Regions from separate parts of the Homo sapiens genome. Here region 2 is linked to region 1. Evidence: read pairs that join two places in POLR2A ChIA-PET (ENCODE). Cell type or tissue: Panc1. All regions are shown on one strand.

Region 1 (5,000 bases):
ATCCTATAGACCTTTCTGTAATGATGGAAGTGTTCTATATCTGTATCATCCAATATGGTAGCCATTAACCTCATTAGCATTTGATGAACATCTGTTTAACTCAATGAGAATCTATTCAGTAAACACACACTGAGCTTCCTTCTACCTGCCAGGCATTCTGCTAGATGTTAGGTAGATTGAAACGCTGCCCCTGAACAAGTCAGAACTTGTGGTTGCAAGGGACAGAAATCTCAACCTTTATTTACTCAAGCTAAAAGGGAAATGTGGCCTCATATGCCCAGAAAGACCGGGATAATGGTACCTTCAGGGAAGCCTGGTTCTGGGCTTAGAGAACAATACCATGACCATCCTCTTGCTCTCTCAGCCCAGCCAGGCTCAGCTCTCTTCCATGTGTGGTCTCCATACTCAAACTGGCTCTCCACTCACAATCACTAGAAGGCTGCCCCAGCCCAGACTCATGCCGTCAAATTCCAAATTCTAATCGCAGCCTCTTAGCCAAAGTTTCATCATACCTCATTGGTTAAGATTGGGTCATGTGCCCATTTCTGACCCAAGCATTTTGGCCAGGGAAACACGATGTGCTGATTGCCTGGGGTCCCAACTACCTTGCCCCAACCATGGGCCAAGGGCGGAGTCAACTCCACCAGAAAAACATGGGATGAGAGTGAGACCCTGGGCTTCTCTGGGTAAAAATCAAGGTACCCATTAGAGTACATTTTCCTAGGCAGAAAAACCAGCAGATACCCAGTCTAGTTTCTATCTTAAAGAGCTCAGTGTCTCTCTAGGGAAGCCTTAATTAAAATGCTGGTCAGACCTGCTAGCCAGACAGAAGAAAAGACTATCTAAAAAGAAAAGCTCAGTTTAGCAAGATTGAGGTTTGAAGTGGCAGTCACATTTATTTACACGGAATTTCCTCTGATGTCTGCTTTTTCCTAGATAATTCTCATAAAACCCTTGTGAGGAAAGGTAACAACTACGGTATCCAGAAACCTTTAAGATGGAGCAGTCAGCTGACCAGGGCACACTGTTGGTGGCTTTCCATGCCTGCTTCAGGCTCCAGATGTCCCCCCCACCCCTTGCACTCCCCCATCACTGAGGGTTTGCTCAGGCCTTAGAAGTCCTACATGTGTGGATGCAGGCAGACGCAGGATGGCCCACCCAGGGAAGGGACACACAATTGCCAATTCACACAATGCAATGTGAATTGTCTGTTTTCATAAGGGCTACTCCAAGAGAGATTATTTGTGGGAAGGATGACTCATAAGAGAGCTAAATGATGTCGCCCCACATAGAAGACAAAGAGCTTGGAACATCACTGAGATGAGAAAAATTAGCCAAAACAGCTGCAGCACTTTAGGGTCTTTTAAATAGCTTCCTCCCGCCTACTTCTCCACCCTTTTCTAGCTGTTCTCTCTCACTCGTTACATCCTGACGAAGGGTGTGCTATTGTTGGCTTGCAGGGACAGCCACGGCGGGAAATAATCTTCTTAGCAAGCATATCCTTTTATCCCTCTGAGTTTTCTAGTATTATCTTTCATGAAGATGGCTCTGGATTACCCTGAGAATTACTCTGAAACTACTTGGCTTGCTTCTAGGTGGAAAAAAAGTTACTAAAGCTTGGGGACAGGCCTTTCCACACTTTCAGGACATTCAGTGCTCAGACCACATGGCAAGGCCCACGCCCCCCGTCTGTTCTCCACCTGGGGAACCCAGAGAACTCTCAGCCCCCTCAACATTGAACTGGACATTCCCTCTTTTTACTGTACAATCTTCCAATTTGGGTGTGCCTCTCTAAAGGCGTGGTGGACAGAGCTGTAGATTCTCCAGGCTTGGTAAGAAAGGAAGGACTGTCTGCTTCCAATACCCTTTCCGGGTTTTAACAGATTGCTCAGGTCAGCAGTAATTGGGCCCAATGGACTGCTACTGTGCTCGCTACAGCCCACGGAATCGTGCACTTCCAGCAGATAGGAACTGGCACACAATAGGTGCTTAGTGAACACTGGTGAAATGTGAAATATTGCTGGTAACATGGAGGTGTTACTTTGTGTTTAAAAAAATACTAAAAAGAATAGGTCTTAACACTAATATCTGCAATAATTATCTCCTATCAAGAAAAGTGCCATCCCTTCTACTTTACTCTCTAACCCTCAGTTCCCCAATCCTAACCAGTCTTCAAGCCTGTGGTGACTCAACTTTAAAAATGGCCTTCATTATGGATCTCAGGCCTGGGTGAATAAACCATGTTAACTGGTTTTCCATTCCTCCAGGGCTAAGAACTCCTTGGTCTTTTCCCTACCACGCTGTTTGCTGAAGTGCCTAGAGGACCTTTTTATGGGTTTTACTTTCTTGTTCATTTTTAAAGTAACAGCTTTATTGAGATATAATTCACGTAGCATGAATTCACCAATTTAACAGTTCAATGGCTTTTAATATGTTCACAGCTGTGTAAACCATCACCACTATCTAATTCCAGAACATTTCCTTTTTTTTTTTTTTTTTTTTTTTTGAGACAGGTTCTCGCTCTGTCGCCCAGACTGGGGTGTAGTGGCGTGATCATGGCTCACTGCAACCTCCACCTCCTGGGTTCAAGTGATTCTCCTGCCTCAGCCTCCCAAGTAGCTGGGATTACAGGCATGTGCCACCATGCCCAGCTAGTTTTTGTATTTTTAGTACAGACAGGGTTTCACTGTGTTGGCCAGGCTGGTCTTGAATGCCTGACCTCAGGGTAATCTGCCTGCCTCAGCCTCTCAAAGTACTGGGATTACAGATGTGAGGCACCACACCTGGCTCCAGAACATTCTCATTATCCCAAAAAGAAGCCCAGTACCCATTAGTAGTCTCTCCCTATTTCCCTCCCACAACCCCCCAACCCCCCAAGTCCCTGGTGACCATGAATCTGTTTTTATGTTTCTATGGATTGTCTATTCTGAACACTTCACAAAAATAGAATCTCATTTAAGAGATATGTATATGTGTGTGTGTGTGTGTCTGTGTGTGTGTGTGTCTGTGTGTGTGTGTGTATGTAAAGGCGTATATATATATAGAGAGAGAGATAGAGAGAGACAGGGCAGCCTGGGGTTTTTTTAATTTGTTTTTTTTTTTTTTGAGACTATAAACATATATATACACGTAATATTTTCTATGGTTGCCAATTCTTATGCTAGATGTTAGCATTACAAATTCGTATAAAATCTGTGTCCGCCTTCATAGTCCAACAACAAACGTTTGCTGAGTGTAGAACTCCCAGGAGTTCTCTCATGGACACAACAGCCACACTCACCCTCACATTAGCTGGCAGAGGCCCTTTATACCAGTGATACGCTTGGGCCAAGGGCCCCTGGGTTGAAAATCATTAGGTAGACACCATCCAGTGCCCTGTCTCATGTGCTGAACAGGGCTAGTAATGCCGACTTTCACTTTGGGAGGCCAAGTCGGGTGGATCACTTGAGGCCAGGAGGTCAGGACCAGCTAGCCAACATGGTAAAACCCTGTCTCTACTAAAAATACAAAAATTAGCTGGGCATGGTGGCATATGCCTATAGTGCCAGCTACTCAGGAGGCTGAGGCATGAGAATCACTTGTACCCAGGAGGCCGAGGTTTCAGTGAGCCAAGATCATGCCACTACACTCCAGCCTGGGTGACAGAGTGATATAGATCTCAAAAAAAAAAAAAAAAAAGTGTCAACCTTTACTTCTATTTTATCAAGTTCTTGTTCCAGCCTGTCCTTTTCAAAAGATACCCTCCTTGGTAAAGATTCCAAAGTTTTGGGTTTTCTTTAAATGTATGCATCCAATGTCTTTTTCATTTCATTAAGGTCAAATAAATATTTGTCCTGGGTTTCCAATAAGGTATTTGAGATTTTCCTGTGCCATAATGACTGTATTTGGTACAGGCAAGGCAATATACTAAGGTCTCTCTACAGATCTTGAAAATCAGATCAGCCTTGGAGGATGAAATTAGTAACAACTAATACACCCTGGAGGACACCAGCCCTTTGGAAGGCATTCATTGGAAGAGACTAGAAAAGCAGTTGAGGTTGGGAGTTTCTCATTTCAGGCAAAGTGACAAGGGAGTGGTATCAGAAAATACGATCTTAACTAAGAAAGCTAGAACCTATATCACTCTAGAAGACTGTTCACAAACGGTAGCAGGGCCCATGTGCAGCTTGGAAAGAGGAAGCTTAATGTGCAAAAATTTAATATCCCTGCAACTCTCTGGAAATTGGCAAGATGGTCCCTCAGAAGAGCAGATCTGTGTGGTGAGTGAGATATCACAGCTCCATGAGGTGAACACCAAACCTTCCAATCATCAGTTGTCTCCCATGTACTTATGGAGAATGGTAGACAAAACTCACTGAACTGCTTCATTTGTACATTGATCTCTTGTGACCTTGCTTTGTGGGAGTTAGTCCCAGAGAATCTTTATAAACTGGCAAGATTTTCTGACCTAAAGAGGTAGGATCTGTGGAAAATGATGACCTACCAAAGTACAAATCTAGAGAACTGAGGTTTGGAGAACATGAAAACCATGGTCAAACACGTGAAGGCCTGCCACTGGGAAGAGGAATTCAACTAGCAATACACAGGCCCAACTAATATGTAAGAAAGACACTACAAAGTAGTAGTTAAGAACACAGGCTCTGGAGCCAAACGACTTGGCTCTAACACTTACTGGCTCCATGACCTTGAACACTTAGGTTCCATGTGCCTTAATTTCTCCATCTGTTAAATAAAGTGATTGTGAAGATTTAATGAGATAATCCAAATAAATGCTTAGTACAATGTATGGAACACAGCAAGTTCTCAAGAGACTAGCCATTACATCATTATTATCCAAAGAAGAAACAGACCACCCTGTAAGATTTGGAAGGGAGCTCCCCCAGGACTCCTCCCACCCCCTGCCAGGGGTACAGAGAGACTAGTTTATTGAGGGCCAAACACAAAACTTGATGCTGTTGAATTTACTTCAACTCCAGGGCTTCCCTGCCCCTTAAACTCTT
Region 2 (5,000 bases), 370 kb before region 1:
AGTATGAGTCAAAGAACTTTATGCTCAGAACATTGGAAAAGCAGTTTACTTAGCCTCCAAATCCCAGTACAGACAGGTAAGATTTCATGGAAATTTAATGCTGTAAGAGACCTTAGAGGTTTTGTTCTTCCATCTTCCCAAAATTCATCTACCATGACTACGGCTGTATTTGCAACACTGTAGAGAAAGGCGTTGAAGCAACCTTGGTCTCTGGGTGCTTCCAGCTTCACCTGGCAGCCTCCCTGCCTTCCAACAAAAGACATAGGGGCAAAGAGTGGCGTGGCCCTGTGCTGGAATGAGCAGGTCACATGCACACTGTGTGAGCAAAGGAAGTCACTTTATTAGAGTGATTACCTTTCCATACTCCCCTGTGAAAAATGATGGAACGGAAGCCTTTTATGAAAGCTGACTTGGTGGGAGAAGATGCAGGACTGATCTCTACTCTGCCCCTACCACTACCAGTCCTCCATTTCTTCCCTTCTAGTCAACATCTTCGTAGCATTGGATGGATTCTGGGAGTTCCTTCTAAATTCTGAATATTACTAAGGAAATTTACCAAATGACATAGCTGCTTTCACCTCTTTGAAGACTTTTAATTTAGCCTTCAAGCTGCTACCAAGTTTAGCTGATTTTTGCTGGAACAAGAAGAGAGTAATGAAGGTAGAAAATGACATAGGCTCTGTAGGTAGATCTCTTTCATAGGTATGAGACCTACCCCAGGCAAAGTGTTGAAAGGCACATTTTCCTCCTGACTTTTGTAGGCTTCTGAGAACCCAGTGTTGTAGAATTGATTGGTTTCTATCCCTTGGCAAACCACCCAAATCTCCGAAGCCCTGAGAATATGCCAAAATTCATATTGTCTACTAATCTCATTTTTATTTATAACTTTGCATTGTCCATCTTTTTCCAGTTGTGAGATTATATATGGTCCCTAATCTGTGAAGTTCAGTATTTTTCCTGGGAGTGGGCAGGAGAAGGAACAGAAAAACCATGTCTGTCCATGTTGTTGGACAAGTTCCTGCCAGTAATTACTTAGGCAGAGGCGAGATTGGTATTATTTGTAGCAATAACAATCCTTTACATTTTATATAGTATTTTAGGATTACTTTGACTGCCCTGAGGTCAGTATTATTATAAATTATGGGTGAGAAGAGAGTAGGTGGAGGATGAGAGGCTGCAAACTGGGAAGGAGAAAGCTTTATCTTTTTTTATTTTTTATTTTTATTATTTTTCCTCCACCCCCCTCCTTTTTTTTTTTTTTTTTTTCCTCTTTTCTGTTTTAAGACAGCTTTCTAACCCAGCCAGCTGTGGTGGCCCTGTAATCCCAGCAATTTGAGAGGCCAAGGCAGGCAGATCACTTGAGGTCAGGAGTTCAAGACCAGCCTGGCCAACATGGCAAAACTCCATCTCTACTAAAATACAAAAATTAGTCAGGCGTGGTGGTGCATGCCTGTAATCCCAGCTACTTGCGAGGTTGAGGCAGGAGAATCACTTGAACCGGCGAGGTGGAGGTTGCAGTGAGCCAAGATCATGCCAGTGCACTCCAGCCTGGATGACACAGTGAGACTGTCTTGTGTCTCAAAAAAAAAAAAAGAAAAGAAAAGAAAGAAAGAAAGCTTTCTAACTCTAGTTTTTCTTAGAAGTCAGCATTTAAATGAACAGGAAAGGAGCACCAAATGCATTTTAAAGAGTCACCTTGAACTTTGTTATGTCAGTACAACTATTAAAATGACTAATTTTAGGCAATGGTCCTTGGTTTAATATTTATCAAGCAAATTAGCATTCCATACCCTGAAGAACTGCAGATGGAATTTCTGCTCTAAGGAGCTTCACATTAATAACATGCAGTCACAGTGAGTCAGTGGTAGACTTGAAAAACAACACGTGTGAAAAAGGCAAGAAGGATGTGAAAGAACATGATGTGTTTAGGAGGAAAGCAGTAGACTGATGTGACTGAAGTCTGTGGCTTAATGGCAGGGAAAATAGCCTTTATTATTGGGTGCCAAGGACTACTCTCAATACTTTAAATTTGGTAACTAGTTTAATCCTCACATTAACCTTTTGATTTGGGTGCTGTATCATTGCCCCATTTTACAGATGAGAAAACTGAGGCCCAGAATGGTTCCCTGTCTAAGGTCACTCATCTGGTACATGGTGGACTAGTTTGAATACCAGCTTTCTAAAGGTATCTTGAACCTTTCTTTTTTGTTTTATTTGTTTTTCATTATTTTATTTCCTGAAACACAAGCTTGAACCTTTCTGAGCCCCCAGTTTTCTTATTTGTAAAACAAATAACTATCTCACAAAGAAATTATCAATGAGATAATACGTATAATAGCTTCCAACATCTTTTTTTTTTTTTTTTTTTTTTTGAGAGACAAGGTCTCACTCTGTCGCCCAAGCTAGAGTGCAGTGGTGAGATCATAGCTCACTGCAGCCTCGACCTCCCGGGCCCAAGCAACCCTCCCACCTCAGACTCCCAAGTAGCTGGGACCACAGGCACACGCCACCACGGCTGGCTAATTTCGTTTGTGTAGCGACAGGGGCTCGCTGTGTGCTTCTGCTGGTCTCGAATTCCTGAGCTCAAACGATCCTCCCGCCTCGGCCTCCCCGAGTGCTGGGATTATAGGTGTGGGCCACTGCGCCTGGCTGCCTCCAGCATCTTATCTCATTAATAGTCAGTGTTCAGAAAATGATTGCTGTTATTATTATTTTTATGTATTATTGTTGGTCAGATGGGTTTTCCTCAGGTTGAGAAACTGTTATTTGCTCAATCATCCAGTGATTGATGGACACTTATATTAGCTCCATTTCTCACTGTTTTATTAGCAACACTGCTGTGAATCACTTTGTACAGATTACTTTCGTTGGGAAAGGGGCAAAGGAGGCACTGACTTCCTTGGATGTGTTCTCCAAAGTGGAATTATGTTGTCAGCTATAAAAATTATAAAACTTGTTACATATTGACAAACAATGCCTGTCAAAATTTGCAGGGTGCTGTGGCTCACACCTGTAATCCCAACTTCCAGGCTGCAGTGAACTATGATCACACCACTGCACTCCAGCCTGGGCAACAGAGCCAGACCCTGTTTCTTAAATTAAAAAAAAAAAAAATTAGCTGAGTACTTAGATCAGATGGATTGAAACATGACAGCCCCATTTCATCTGGCCGGTTAAGGTCCTCATGGAATGAAAAACACTTTCGGGCACTCTCCTATGAGAGAGAGAATGGGTTTCTTTAATTGCCAGATTGTCTGAACACAGCCTCAGCTACTTCTAGGAATAAGACGAAGCAGTGAGGAAGTTGCCAGTTGAGTGATTCTTGGGGAAAAAAATTAGCATTCAGTGCCAGCTCTCTAAAGTGTGGATTCTGGATTCTGGTAGAAGCCAGTAAAGAAACGTTTTCTCTGGAGTGGAAGCTAGTAAGATTTATTCTGTGGTGATGAAGCCATCTGAAACCTTACAAGCAGTGTGGTTGTATCAGCATATGGGAGCTGACTGCCTCAGGACTTTGGAAGCCTGCTTCTCTGTGCCTCAGCCGGAACTCAGGTTACTCAGTAGTCATTTGCTAATTTCTGAGAACGCAGCACTCCTGAAGGGATAGAAAGCATGAACAATACCCAAACTTTTTAGACTAGTACTGTGTGTCAGGTATTGTAACATTCATTCAGTCCCTGAAATGTACAAACTAGTTATTGCTCCCCTTTTTCATTTGAGGATACTGATGCCCAGATAAGTTAAGTGGCTTGCCCTGGGTCACATAGCTTGTAAATGCCGAGCTAGCATTTGAACCCAGGCAGTCTTCTTCCTGGAATGCTTGCTCTTAACACTTCACTGTTCTATGAAAGGTCTTTGGTGGTGGGCGTCACTCCTGGTTCACACTTAGGTCACTCCTTCCCCAGGACCCACTGGGTCACACCTCCCCTCCCCACACCCACCCCAGTGGGCCTCAGTTCTGGCTTATCATGGAGGCCTTCCCTGACTGCTACTGCAACTCCACCACTCCCTATGTCTTTCCCTGTTTGTGTTTTCCCCATAGCACTTTCCACAGTCGGCTACACTGTATCTTATTGTTGGTTGGCTGGCTGATCTTTGGTCTTTGTTCCACCACTGAGGATGTGGAGGGAAGGAATTGTTGTCTTGTTTTGCTCCTTCTGTTTGGATGCTTCCAATAGTATGTGACATGTACTAGGTGCTCAGTAAATATTTGATGAGTGGATTATACTGCTTCCTTCCTGAACCAATATAGTGAACCTGAGTCCTCCCTATTACTTCCTACTTTTGTATTTTCTAATGTATACAAAAGGAAGGCCAGGCATGGTGGCTTACGCCTGTAATCCCAGCACTTTGGGAGGTGGAGGCGGATGGATCACTCAAGGTCAGGAGTTCGAGACCAACCTGGCCAACATGATGAAACCCCATCTCTACTAAAAATACAGAAATTAGCCGGGCGGGCGAAGGTTGCAGTGAGCTGAGATGGTGCCACTGCACTCCAGCCTGACAACAGAGCGAGACTTTGTCACAAAAAAAAAAAAAAAAAAAAAATTAGCCAGGCATGGTGGCACACACCTGTAGTCCCAGCTACTAGGGAGGCTGAGGCAGGAGAATAGCTTGAACCCAGGAAGCAGAGGTTGCAGTGAGCTGAGATCATGCCACTGCACTCTAGCCTGGGTGACAGAGTGAGACTCTGTCTAAAAAAAAAATATTTACAAATCATGCATCTGATAAGGGACTAGTATCCAGAATATATAAAGAATTTTTAAAATACAATGGATAGGCCGGGCGCAGTGGCTCACGCCTGTAATCCCAACACTTTGGGAGGCCAAGGCTGGTAGATCACTTGAGGTCAGGGGTTCCAGACCAGTCTGGCCAACATGGTGAAACCCTGTCTCTATTGAAAATACAAAAAATTAGTTGGATGTGGTGGTGTGCACCTGTAATCCCAGTTACTTGGGAAGCTGAGGCAGGAGACTAGCTTGACCCCAGGATTCGGAGGTTGC

Evidence for each region. ChIA-PET counts read pairs that join two places held together with the same protein. Peaks named below come from ENCODE experiments on the same cell type or tissue, not always from the same donor. Only the 100,000 strongest peaks of a DNase experiment are listed, where the experiment ranks them.
Region 2: POLR2A ChIA-PET joins it to region 1 with 6 read pairs; 2 of 35 experiments call an interaction of 5 or more read pairs at or near these places.

What each region holds. Positions count from the first base shown.
Region 1 is chr3:11,449,891-11,454,890 of GRCh38, reverse strand. The region is part of intron 20 of ATG7 (autophagy related 7); the gene reads right to left. Among named protein-coding and RNA genes, the nearest start is that of ATG7, 180 kb to the right of the region's middle. In Panc1, no CTCF peak of the experiment used is centred here; no DNase peak of the experiment used is centred here; H3K27ac peaks cover 1,116 bases.
Region 2 is chr3:11,823,903-11,828,902 of GRCh38, reverse strand. The region is part of intron 4 of TAMM41 (TAM41 mitochondrial translocator assembly and maintenance homolog); the gene reads left to right. Among named protein-coding and RNA genes, the nearest start is that of TAMM41, 20 kb to the left of the region's middle. In Panc1, no CTCF peak of the experiment used is centred here; no DNase peak of the experiment used is centred here.